Linked DNA regions of Homo sapiens: region 2 is linked to region 1. Evidence: chromatin loops called from intact Hi-C (ENCODE). Cell type or tissue: PC-9. All regions are shown on one strand. Each heading gives the region's core, and the rest is flanking DNA. Links, peaks and the distances in the headings are about the cores only. Region 1 overlaps ITGB8 (integrin subunit beta 8). Region 2 has its middle 23 kb from the start of GIRGL.

Region 1 (5,391 bases), core at 262-5,261:
ACATTGGCATTCTAATCACTTGCCATGACCTAGTTATTCCAAGTTTTGATTTGAGGTTTCCTAAAGGCCCCTACAAAAATAAAGGGAAGGAGTAGGTGCTTAGGCCTACTTCTTTGAAAATAAGGTACAGGAAACAAAACAAAAGTCAGTTAAATGTTACGAGGGATTAAGTAAATGGGCGTGAGAGAAAAGGAGGAAACATAGAAAGCTCTCTGAAAAAGGTGGATCTGAGTAGGGAGGTTCTGAAGTAGTAGAGAAGATACATTACCGGGAAGTTAGTGTCTGAGATGATCCCTCAAAACAGGGGGAGCAAGGATCTATTTGTTGAAATAGACAAAGAAGCAGATGTCATTCAAATAATGATAACACATCTGTGGAAAAACTTTAGTTACTAAGTACCACCAATGCTTATTTAAACTGTGCTCATATAGAATTAATTGAACAATATTCATGAAATTCAAAATATTTGTAGTTGGCTCCTGAATTACGCTTTCAGGAAATACTACTCTCTTGCAGTGTCGCCCAGCCTAGGCTGGCACATTCCTCTCCTTTGCCTACAGCACAGTGTTTAATTTGTTTCAAACTTGTAGCAAACAAGCATTCAGACCATGGAAATGAAAATAAGTATCTTTATGGGGCAAACTATTTTCTCTAAATAATTTTGCCTCTACTTTCACTTAGAAAAACCTACAATAGTATTTATGTTTAGTGAAAACCAGTTTGGATTCCTCTCTATCTTGCCTTCTCTGTTTGCTGGTCCAGTGATTAGGTTTGATAGTCTGAACGTGTATTTGGAAGAGAAGGAGGTAGTACAATAATGTTCAATTCTTACATAGTAGCTCAGGAGGAAGCTGGGGGAATGAGGACATTACAAGAAAAAACAATTGTTTTAATTCCCCTGAGAAAGACCCTAGAGTAGAGATTGTTAGCAAGTGATTTACTGGGACAGGCAGTGAGGCATGGCAGCAAGCATATACGTTGGTGCAATGGGAGTGTGGCCTCAACCTGACCCCTCCCATAGCTTTGAGCCCAAACGACAACACAAAGTTGTCCCACCTGGGAGCCTGGGGCCTGTTTTCTACCCCATATCAGACAGTCACTGGCTGCAGGCAGCCTGGTACGGGGAGGAGTGGGGTTGGAGCGGGTTGATGTTCCAGGCATCTCTAAGCAATGTGGCTCCTTTTGGTGGAGGGCAATTCCTTTGAGAAAGTGACAACTGTGAGCCATAAACGGCCAGAATGCAGAGCAGCTGGGGATGGGTGCACCAGCCCTATAAAAAGAGCATGGGTGGGGCACTAGCAATGTCTATACAATAATCTCCCCCAGAGGGTGATAAATGATTAGAGTGTATTGTCACACAGATTGCTGTTTGCCTGCCTGTTCTTAACTAACGGAATCCTAAATTTGTTGAAGGTGGCATTGAGAGGAACTGAAATGCCACAATTCCCACCTTCTCTTGTAATGATGATGATTGCATAACTAACGATGATGATTTAAATGGAAGCAGAAGTTTCTGAATGGGGCTTCTGTGAAAGTTTTCAAAAAAGTTTTCTTGTTTTCCTTTTTATTCCCCTTATGCCCATCCTGCCTCTTTCTGCCTGGAACATGGCTGTAATGTCCAGACCTGCAGCAGCCATATTCAGACTTGAGGGAACTTGTCTCATAGAAGCCGAGGCTAAACACAACCGGAGAAAAGGAGCCCAGGCCTCTCAGAATACCAAGGAGTCCCTGTATCTGCTCGTTTACTCTCAGAACTGGGTCTGATGTGAAAGGAAAGCTTACTCGAATCTTACTTCGTCCTGTTTTCAAAGACCCTCTTACTTGCAGATAAACACAATTCCTAACTGATGAATTTTCATCTGAGTTTTGAAAGATAAATAAGAGACTCTAACAGAATAAATGTAAAGTTTTAAAAGAAATGTCCAGCATAAAATTACTTTATGTGAAGTAGATCATCCATACTAAAGAGATATATTTCTTCATGTTTGTTTGTTTGTTTTTCCTTGGAAAAGTAAGAATACTAGACTACCAGTTCCTGGGAGGAAAGGTGCTTAAATACATTTTCTTTATATACCCAGTATATGAGCCTTGTACATACACTCAATATACTAGAATACACTCAGTAAATGTGTAATTAATAAATAATATTCCAAGTAGAGGTTAATTTGACAATTTAATTCCTGAGTTTTTATAAGTCTTGACTACATATATTCTTAAGTAATCTTCATTTCCAAAACCTATTTATCACAAAAGGCAATGTAACTATGTTTACATAATGATACATAACTAGATGAATTCATCTCTATGTTTCCACAAACACAGATTACCGTTTTCTTTTTTTTTTTTTTTTTTTTTTTTTGAGACGGAGTCTCGCTCTGTCGCCCAGGCTGGAGTGCAGTGGCGCGATCTCGGCTCACTGCAAGCTTCGCCTCCCGGGTTCACGCCATTCTCCTGCCTCAGCCTCCCGTGTAGCTGGGACTACAGGCGCGCGCCACCACGCCTGGCTAATTTTTGTATTTTTAGTAGAGACGGGGTTTCACCGTGTTAGCCAGGATGGTCTCGATCTCCTGACCTCGTGATCCGCCCGCCTCGGCCTCCCAAAGTGCTGGGATTACAGGCGTGAGCCACCGCGCCCGGCCGATTACCGTTTTCTTACACTTGGTCTTCTGATATTGTGTAGTTCAGCTGAACTAGCTTATTTTTAAAGAAGTTAATGAAATGATATTAAGTTAAAATAGTCTTTTTTTAATGCCGCCATCCTCAGGTACAAGATCACCAAATTCACTTACTTTTCCTTATTACACAGATCTAAACCAAATTTAAATTCATTACATGTTCCTTGTCCCTTGAAAGGTGAGTATCCCCTGACTGAGCAGAATTTTCTTGTAATGCCAGTTAGGAAACAGCACTAAATATCTTTGGTTCTCAATAGGTAGGTTTTTAAGGCTTTTATTATATATAATCTTTATGTTTCAGGGACAAATTTCAACTTCTCCTGTTACATAGTGAGTAATTTATGTGATTACAACAGGCCTTTACGCTAGCATAAAGATTTTTGGAGAGCAAAAGAAAAACAAACAAGCATGTTCAACCTTGGGCAGGTTAAGAAATGTTAGGACAATGCAATGCATTCCATTAGTCTGCCCTGCCCTGTTTAGGGCAATCCCAGCATGAGTCAGAGCTTAAAGTGGGCTAGGATGGCATAAATCAAAACTCTAGGTCATGAGGGAATTTACAAGAAGAACCATTGTGAAGCCACTAATGACACCCATGGTGTTGAAATGGGCCATCACAAGAAGCCCAGTCAGATGGGATCATACTAGAACTTTTTATTATGATTCATTTATGCCCATCATAATCAACTTTGCATTGAAAAAGCTCTGATTGCTGCACACATGGGGTGACTATATAATTTATGAACTACACTGAGACACTTTTTAACCTGAAAGGGGCACTGTTAATTGTACCGGTGCAAGACGTGTAAACTGAAACTCCTCAGGAAAACTGAAGTCTAAGGTTACCCTAAACACAGAGTATTCTGGTGTTGTTGAATGAGAAATCAAAACAATAAACAAGGCAATTCATGATGAGTTTACAGGAAATGTGAAAGGAGAAAGAGAACACCATGAGTTAAAGATACACTCTCTCAACATAAAGGTAGACTTGAGGCTGGTTTTGAAGGATAGGCGAAATGCAGAAATCCAGTTAATAGCTGTTTGATTATCTTCAGATTATATCTTATATACATCTTTACATGTATATTTGATGTGGAAAGAAGATGACCAAACATAAGGAATATTTTTCATTTGTGTTTGAAACTGATTTTTCAGTCCATATTATTTCCTAGGCAAAGCAGTTTCTCTTGGCAGCCAAATGGTCACTCAACATACAAGAAGAGTAGTTCTTGAAGAGGAATAAATTCAGTTTTGCAGTTGCTTATTTAGCTGAATACTTCAATTTGTCTTCTGACACTCACCTGCTGGGAATTTTCAAGAACGGCAGAAACAGGAAGAAAGATGGGGGTCAAAACCATATCATCTATCTGTACAGCTTTTCCTACATTAGACTTAGAACTTGAAAAAGGGATCAAAGTATCCAGATTCAAGGAGGGCCCCCAAGGCCCCTCAGTGGCAAATTCTGGTTAAAGCTGCATTTGTCTAACTTGGAAAAGCAGTATTAGTCATGTGCTTTGTTTCTTGTTTTCACTGGAAATTTTCCATACATTCCAACTGTCCTGTTTATGAGGCACACTCCCTTTCTATAAAAGCCAAAATATTCACTGGTTTCCCAGTCTGTTCCTCTAAATAATGTTTTCAATCTAACACACTAGAGTTCCAGGGGCTCTTCCTATTTTCATTTCCAACTCTTGGCAGGTATAGGTTTCCTTTCTCCAACTTAAAAAAAAAAGCACTGTTATTCATGTCCAAACTTCAAATGCCATGGTTAAGGAGGTTAAAAAAAATGCCCTAGGATAGTAAGAATGCATTTTCTACATTGTATCTTTTAAACTTAAAGTCACGTTGCAGGTGTGAACTTGATTACAGTAGCAAAGCAACACTCTATATTGTAAGAGATTTAGTGCTAAGTAAAAAACAAACACCGGTAAATTAAAACCCAATATGAATTTTAGGTCACTTAGGATTTGGTTTTCCTTTAATCACATTTCAAAATTCAAAAATATATTTAATATCTTTTGACTCTGCACTTGAAAATTAAATCTATACATACAGGACAATAAAATTAGAGAAAATTTAAAAAATCAAGTATCTATTACATGATCACACTGTGTTGGCCCTATGCCAAGCACTTTATATAAATGATCTACCTGAAGCTTCATAAAGCTCCCATGAGGAAAGTTCTGCTATGCCCATTTTACAGATGGAAAACTACAGCTTAGGGAGGCTAAGTCTCACCTAAAGTCACAGAGGTGGTAAATACAGAGACCAAGTTTGAACCCAGTTCTGATGACAGAACCTTTTCTTGTAAACACTGTCTTAGGTGGAATAGAGAATAACATAAAAAAGAAAATTATTCCAAAGTATGACTGAAAACTCCTGGCTAATTAGTACTATTATTAGTTCTTAAATGATGACTCAGCAATAATCCCTAGTACCTCCAGAAAATTCTTTAATACAAGTAGTATGTCATTACTTTTCTTATCATCAGTGCTAAGGTAATCCTATTTTCCCACTCTAAAGATAAGAATGTTAGATTCTCCCTAGTAAGATTATTTTCCATCCTTGGAGTCAGAGACTCTCCTAAATACTTTGGTACCCTTTTCAGAATTCATTTCCTTTCTATGCACAGGGAAACTGAGTTTTCGCGTGAAAGCCCCAGCCTGAAAACCTCACTGAGTGCATAAAGCAGACTGGCTGGCACTTGTTCAGCAGA
Region 2 (5,391 bases), core at 259-5,258, 110 kb after region 1:
CTGTAGTCCCAGCTACTTGGGAGGCTGAGGCAGGAGAATGGCTTGAACCCAGGAGGCGGAGCTTGCAGTGAGCCGAGATTGCGCCACCGCACTCCAGACTGGGCGACAGAGCAAGACTCCGTCTCAAAAAAAAAAAAAATCCTAAATTCACAACCCTTTAAATTACAAATTAATAACTGAGATTTTGAAATACCTGTACTATAAACAGCTTTATTATGCTCTACAGTTTCGATTAGATTCTGCTTTGAGTTCTTATCAGTTTTATTTTGTAGAACAGAGAATCATCAGAAGAGGAAACTCATTTTTTTGTAGGTAGTAATAGAATAAGAAAGTTATCCTAGTGCTTATCCTGTCCTCTTCCCTGCTCAGCACCAATAATTTGTTGGGTGTAAAGATTTGTTTAAAGATACTGACCATCTCCCCCTACTACTAATCTCCTTCCCATCCCCTCATTGTCCCATCCCCAAAACAAACAACCTGCATCTGATAATGGGCAGCAAGCAGGTATTATTCTTTAGTAAACTAAGTCAAGACCAGCAAAGCATAGGCTTGCCTTATACTTATATGTATAATATATAAATATAAATATGTATATATTTATGTACATATATGTATAAATATATTATTACACATAATATATTATATATATTAAATATGTATATAAATATAAGTATGTATATATTTGTACATATATCACATGATATATCATCCATGTCATTTGATATATATAAAAGTCATATTGTCTTTGCCTAAACTTCATGTTTGATGGCAGAACCAAATCTGGAACTCAGATTTCCAGGCTAATATTTATACCACACTACACTGTTGCTTATGCTGAATTCAGCTAGTGATTTTTCTAGTTTGCATTGTGCATATAAATATATATGTGTTGCCTCAGTATTTCCATAGGTTTTAAGGGAAATTCATTCATTCCACAAATATGTATTAAGAACTGACTATGGGCTGGAGATATAGCTAAAAGCAAGATGGACAAATTCCTTGCTTCACAAGGCTTAAATTCTAGTAAGGGATACAGGCAATCAATAAGTTGACAAATCTATAATATAGTAATAGGTATTCAAAGCAGGGCAGGGAGATAGAATATTTTGGAAATTACTTCATGAATGCATTGTCCTGCTGTATAACTTTTTCAAATGAAGATGGGTTTGAGACATTTTGAGAGAGTCTTTGTCCATTTAGTGTTGCTATAACAGAATACCAGAGGCTGAGTAATTTATAAAGGAAAGAGGTCTATTTAGCTCATGGTTCTGAAGGCTGAAAAGTACAAGAAGCAAGGCACTGACACCTGCTTGGCATCTGGCAAGGGCTTTTCATGGTGAGTCAAACATGGCAGAAAACGTCAAAGAGGAAGTGGACATATGTGAAGAGGCAAAACCTGAGTGGTGTCCGGGCTGTTTAACAATCAACTCATGCAGAAATATTCCTGCAAGAAATAATCCAGTATTCAGATATTGAGTCTCCCAACACCAGCTTGGTGTTGTTTCTCAAGTCATTTACTGCTGAGGAACAACACCAAGCCCTTCATGAGGGACCCACCTCCATGATCCAAACACCTCCCACTAGGCCCCACTTCCCAACACCAACCACACTGGGGATCACATTTCAACATGAGTTTTGGTGGGAACAAATTCAAACCACAGCAGGAAAGTATGAACAAAAAGTATGCTTTTATCTGCAGTACTTTGGACTTCATTCAGTATATTTGCACTCATGCGTGCACAGACACGTACACACACAATGTGTTGGTAAGATTGGTATGATAATGGCTTTCTCGATGCATTGTTAAAATGCCATTTTAAATAGAGATTCATTGCTTTTCATTATGAGTGTTGTCATTTTCACTCTAATGTATTTCAATGACATTGTCATCTAACATTGTTAACATATTTAAGTGTTGATGAAAAATTCTTTGAAAAGCCAGTAGATAAAGAAAAAAAAAATACAATAGAAAGACAGCAAAGGAGAAAACACACTGGATTCTCAGTACAACTGTAAAGGTTTTTCCACTCCTGGGGAATTCTAGTGTGTTGTAGAGAAGAAGGAAGAATCTTATGCTTCCTCTCACCCTCTTCTCTCAGGAAACAATAATAATGGCATTTAGAGCTCCTGAATGGCCTTGAGGCAAAAAGAAAGTGTTTTCTTTTTCCTCCCCTACTTGTTTGAAATATCTGAGGGTTTCTCTCTACAATTAAAAAAACAAATATAAAGTCAACAGTGCTAATAGCTGTAATAACCAGTAATATCAGGCTCTTACTATGTTCCAGGCAGTAGGCTAAGTACTTTACATAAAATTATTGCATTTAATGAAGACAAAAACCCTATGACTCAAACGTTATTATGTTTATGTTATGGGTAGGAGTCCTGAAGAGGTGAAATACCTTGCTCAAGGTCACGTATGTAATCAAGAGAGTCAGGCACGGACCCTAGCAATTAGATTTAGGGTCTCGACTCTTAAACACAAGCCATCTGTATGAGACAAACTGTGGATTGGGTTCGAAGTGAAATGTGGAAAAAAATGAGCTGCAAGGTATGAAGGATGAAATGTCGGAGGCTGGTCATTGGCCATGATCCGAAGGAAAGTAGTTCAGTGTGGTAAAAAGACCATGGCTTTTCCAAATATCTGTCTCCTCTTCTTGAGGGTGATCCCCATGAGCATAACAGAGAAGCTGTTGAACATAAGCACAGGTTGATACAAAAAGAAACTTTGGAGAAAATTAGATAATTTTTTCACTGCAGGAGTTTCTTAGATAAGAATTAGTAAAGCATTTGTAGGGCATGTTTTGGAAAGACCAGGGAAAAGCCTTACAAGTATCAACCAAATCGAAAGGGTACTTGTGGTTGGTGGATACGTGGGCTTAATTAGCCATGGCTTTCTGGTCCTGCTGCTTCTTCTGTCTCCTGTGGCTGCTAACGCTGGGTGAAATTACTCACATTTGCAGACACTTCTGTGATCACATATTCACTCACTCAACCAATATGGCAAGTGCTGATTTAGTGGGCCAGAACAGAAATTAAAGAGCTAATGTCTGCTTTAGTAGCGCTTCTGTAGTATTTCTTTTTTCCTTCCTGTAATCATTTAACACATTTTATGATAGTAAATTGCATGCTATATCTGGCTCTGGCTTTCAACCAAAACCAAGAAAGAATACGTACCTGTGTTTATGCACTAGATATTCTAAGAAAGAAACAGAAAATAAACTCGTTAGCAAAGAGAGATGAAGAAAATATCTCTGAGGAGGTGGTATCTAATGTGACAAGGAAAGATGAGAAGCAGAAAATAATGAAAAACAGACTGGAAGGATGGTTACCAGAGACTGGGAAGGATAGTGGGAGAGAGAGGGAGGTGGAGATGGTTAATGGTTACAAAAATAATAGAAAGAATGAATAAGGCCTAGTATTTGATAGCACAACAGGGTGACTCTAGTCAATAATAATTTATTTGTACATTTAAAAATAATTTAAAAAGTATAATTGGATATTTGTAACACAAAGTATAAATGCCTGAGGGGATGGATACCCCATTTAACTCTGATATTGTTATACATTGCATGCCTATATCAAAACATCTCATGTACCTCCCAAAATATACACATATCATGTACCCACGAAAATTAAAAATAAAACATTTTAAATAATAAAATAAAATCATAGAAAAAGCTAGTCAAGAAAGCCCAGGCAAAGAAAATGGAAGGATTGCCATTAGAAGTAGAAGGAATAGAAGGAGGTGGGTTTAGTGACTCAATATAGATTAAGAAGAACAAAAAACTCATTTGCAGAGCCAATAATGAATCAAGTTTTCAGAGATCTAATCCTGTGATTTCTGTTATACTTTTCTGTTTCCACAACAGTAGAATGAGAATAAAATGTACTGAAGAGCCATGAGGAGGTAAAGGAAAAAAAAATACTCAAATTTTAGCAGGTTTTTGAGATCTCATGAGACAAATTTTATTTCCAGAGAATTAATAACTCTATAGGATAATATAGTAAGGAAAAAAATTTTAGGATACACAACCTATACTTATAAAAACATGCTATTTTCCAGCAGTAAATTGAGGCACTGGGGATGTTGAATGTGTTTTTAAAAGTATTTTGAAATTTCAATTAAAAAGTTTTATTGAAAATGTTATTCATGACAGTGCTCCACTTAATGTTTCAGAAAAGTCATTGCTGATGTCAATATCTATGGAAAATGTGACATAATTTTTGTTTCAGGTCAAGGACTGCAGAAATAAATTTTTACTAATGATTACTTCCTCATTTTAATGAGGTACTTTTTTAGTATTGTTACTCTAAGGTGGTGACACCTCATTACTTGGCAAATTTACATGGTTTTCAGATTTCTGATTTATAGAAAGAAGACCGTGTGAAGCCCTAATTCACTCAGTTTCATTATGTATACAACTGATTAAAAAATAAGTCATGAGGGAACCACTAACAATGTGACTGAAACTTTGTGGTTATCTGCTAGACTGTTGAACTAATCCAACACACACACACGGAAGTTACGTTCTCTCTAAGACTGTTATGGCAGAGCAACTTCCAGCTGCTTATCCAAGTTCTATGCCGTGTAGCCTGGGCGTGGGCGTAGCTGTCACATGAACGCTTCAGGGGATCTGTCAGCATGGGAAGGACAAGAAGGTAATGGGCTTAGGATTCCTGTTCCATGCCCATGCTTGACGAAAGCTTGTTTAGAATATTCTTCTAGGATTCTTAAAAGAACATTGGAATGTCCCTGCGTTATTCCTCAATGTTGGCTGTGCTTCTCTGCTGGGGAAGGGGCTTATCACATGCGACCAAAGAGGAGCACTGTCTAAGCATCATTAGTTTCATCTCTTTTTTTTTCTTTTTGCGGGGGCACGTCTCCAATCTCATTCTTTCTCTGCTGTCTAATTCTCTATATTCTTGCTTCTCAAGGGGAGGGTCATGAACCAGCAGCATCACCTAGGAGCTTGTTAGACATGTGGAATTTCAAGCCCCCGCCACCAGACTTGCTGAATCCAAATCTGCATTTTAACAAAGAAGCCTTACACGCACATTGAACTTTGAATCTCTCCTCTACATTCACACATGCACAGGTTTCCCCTATCTGGCAAGGCTATCATCATACCTTGCCCCTGTTTCCTTGCTCTAATTATATTTTTCCTTTCTGTTATGGCCTGACTTACATGTGCTGCTTCAGATATTCCCTCCAGAACGCTCTGCAATCTGGCTTCATTTCTACCTGTAGTAGCACATGTAAGAGTCATTGCCCCTCAGCATCCTTTCTCCTTACCTCCCTGGGGATCTACCCCTCCTCCCTTTTCAGACCAGGGGCTGCATACCCTTCCCCCAGGCTACTGCGTATAACCACATTAAGTCAAATACTGCATA

The links. Hi-C counts contacts between places; a loop is a spot of excess contacts. Peaks named below come from ENCODE experiments on the same cell type or tissue, not always from the same donor. Only the 100,000 strongest peaks of a DNase experiment are listed, where the experiment ranks them.
Region 2: a loop joins it to region 1, with 6 times the contacts of the local background. A loop is called at or near these places in 1 of 110 quality-filtered maps.

Annotation. Positions count from the first base shown.
Region 1 is chr7:20,350,900-20,356,290 of GRCh38, reverse strand. The region is part of intron 1 of ITGB8 (integrin subunit beta 8); the gene reads right to left. Among named protein-coding and RNA genes, the nearest start is that of ITGB8-AS1, 22 kb to the right of the region's middle. In PC-9, for the core only: no CTCF peak of the experiment used is centred there; DNase peaks (open chromatin) are centred at 3,160 and 4,240; H3K4me3 peaks cover 2,079 bases; H3K27ac peaks cover 3,656 bases.
Region 2 is chr7:20,238,010-20,243,400 of GRCh38, reverse strand. No RefSeq gene overlaps it. Among named protein-coding and RNA genes, the nearest start is that of GIRGL, 23 kb to the right of the region's middle. RefSeq lists an enhancer at 1,224-1,313. In PC-9, for the core only: no CTCF peak of the experiment used is centred there; no DNase peak of the experiment used is centred there.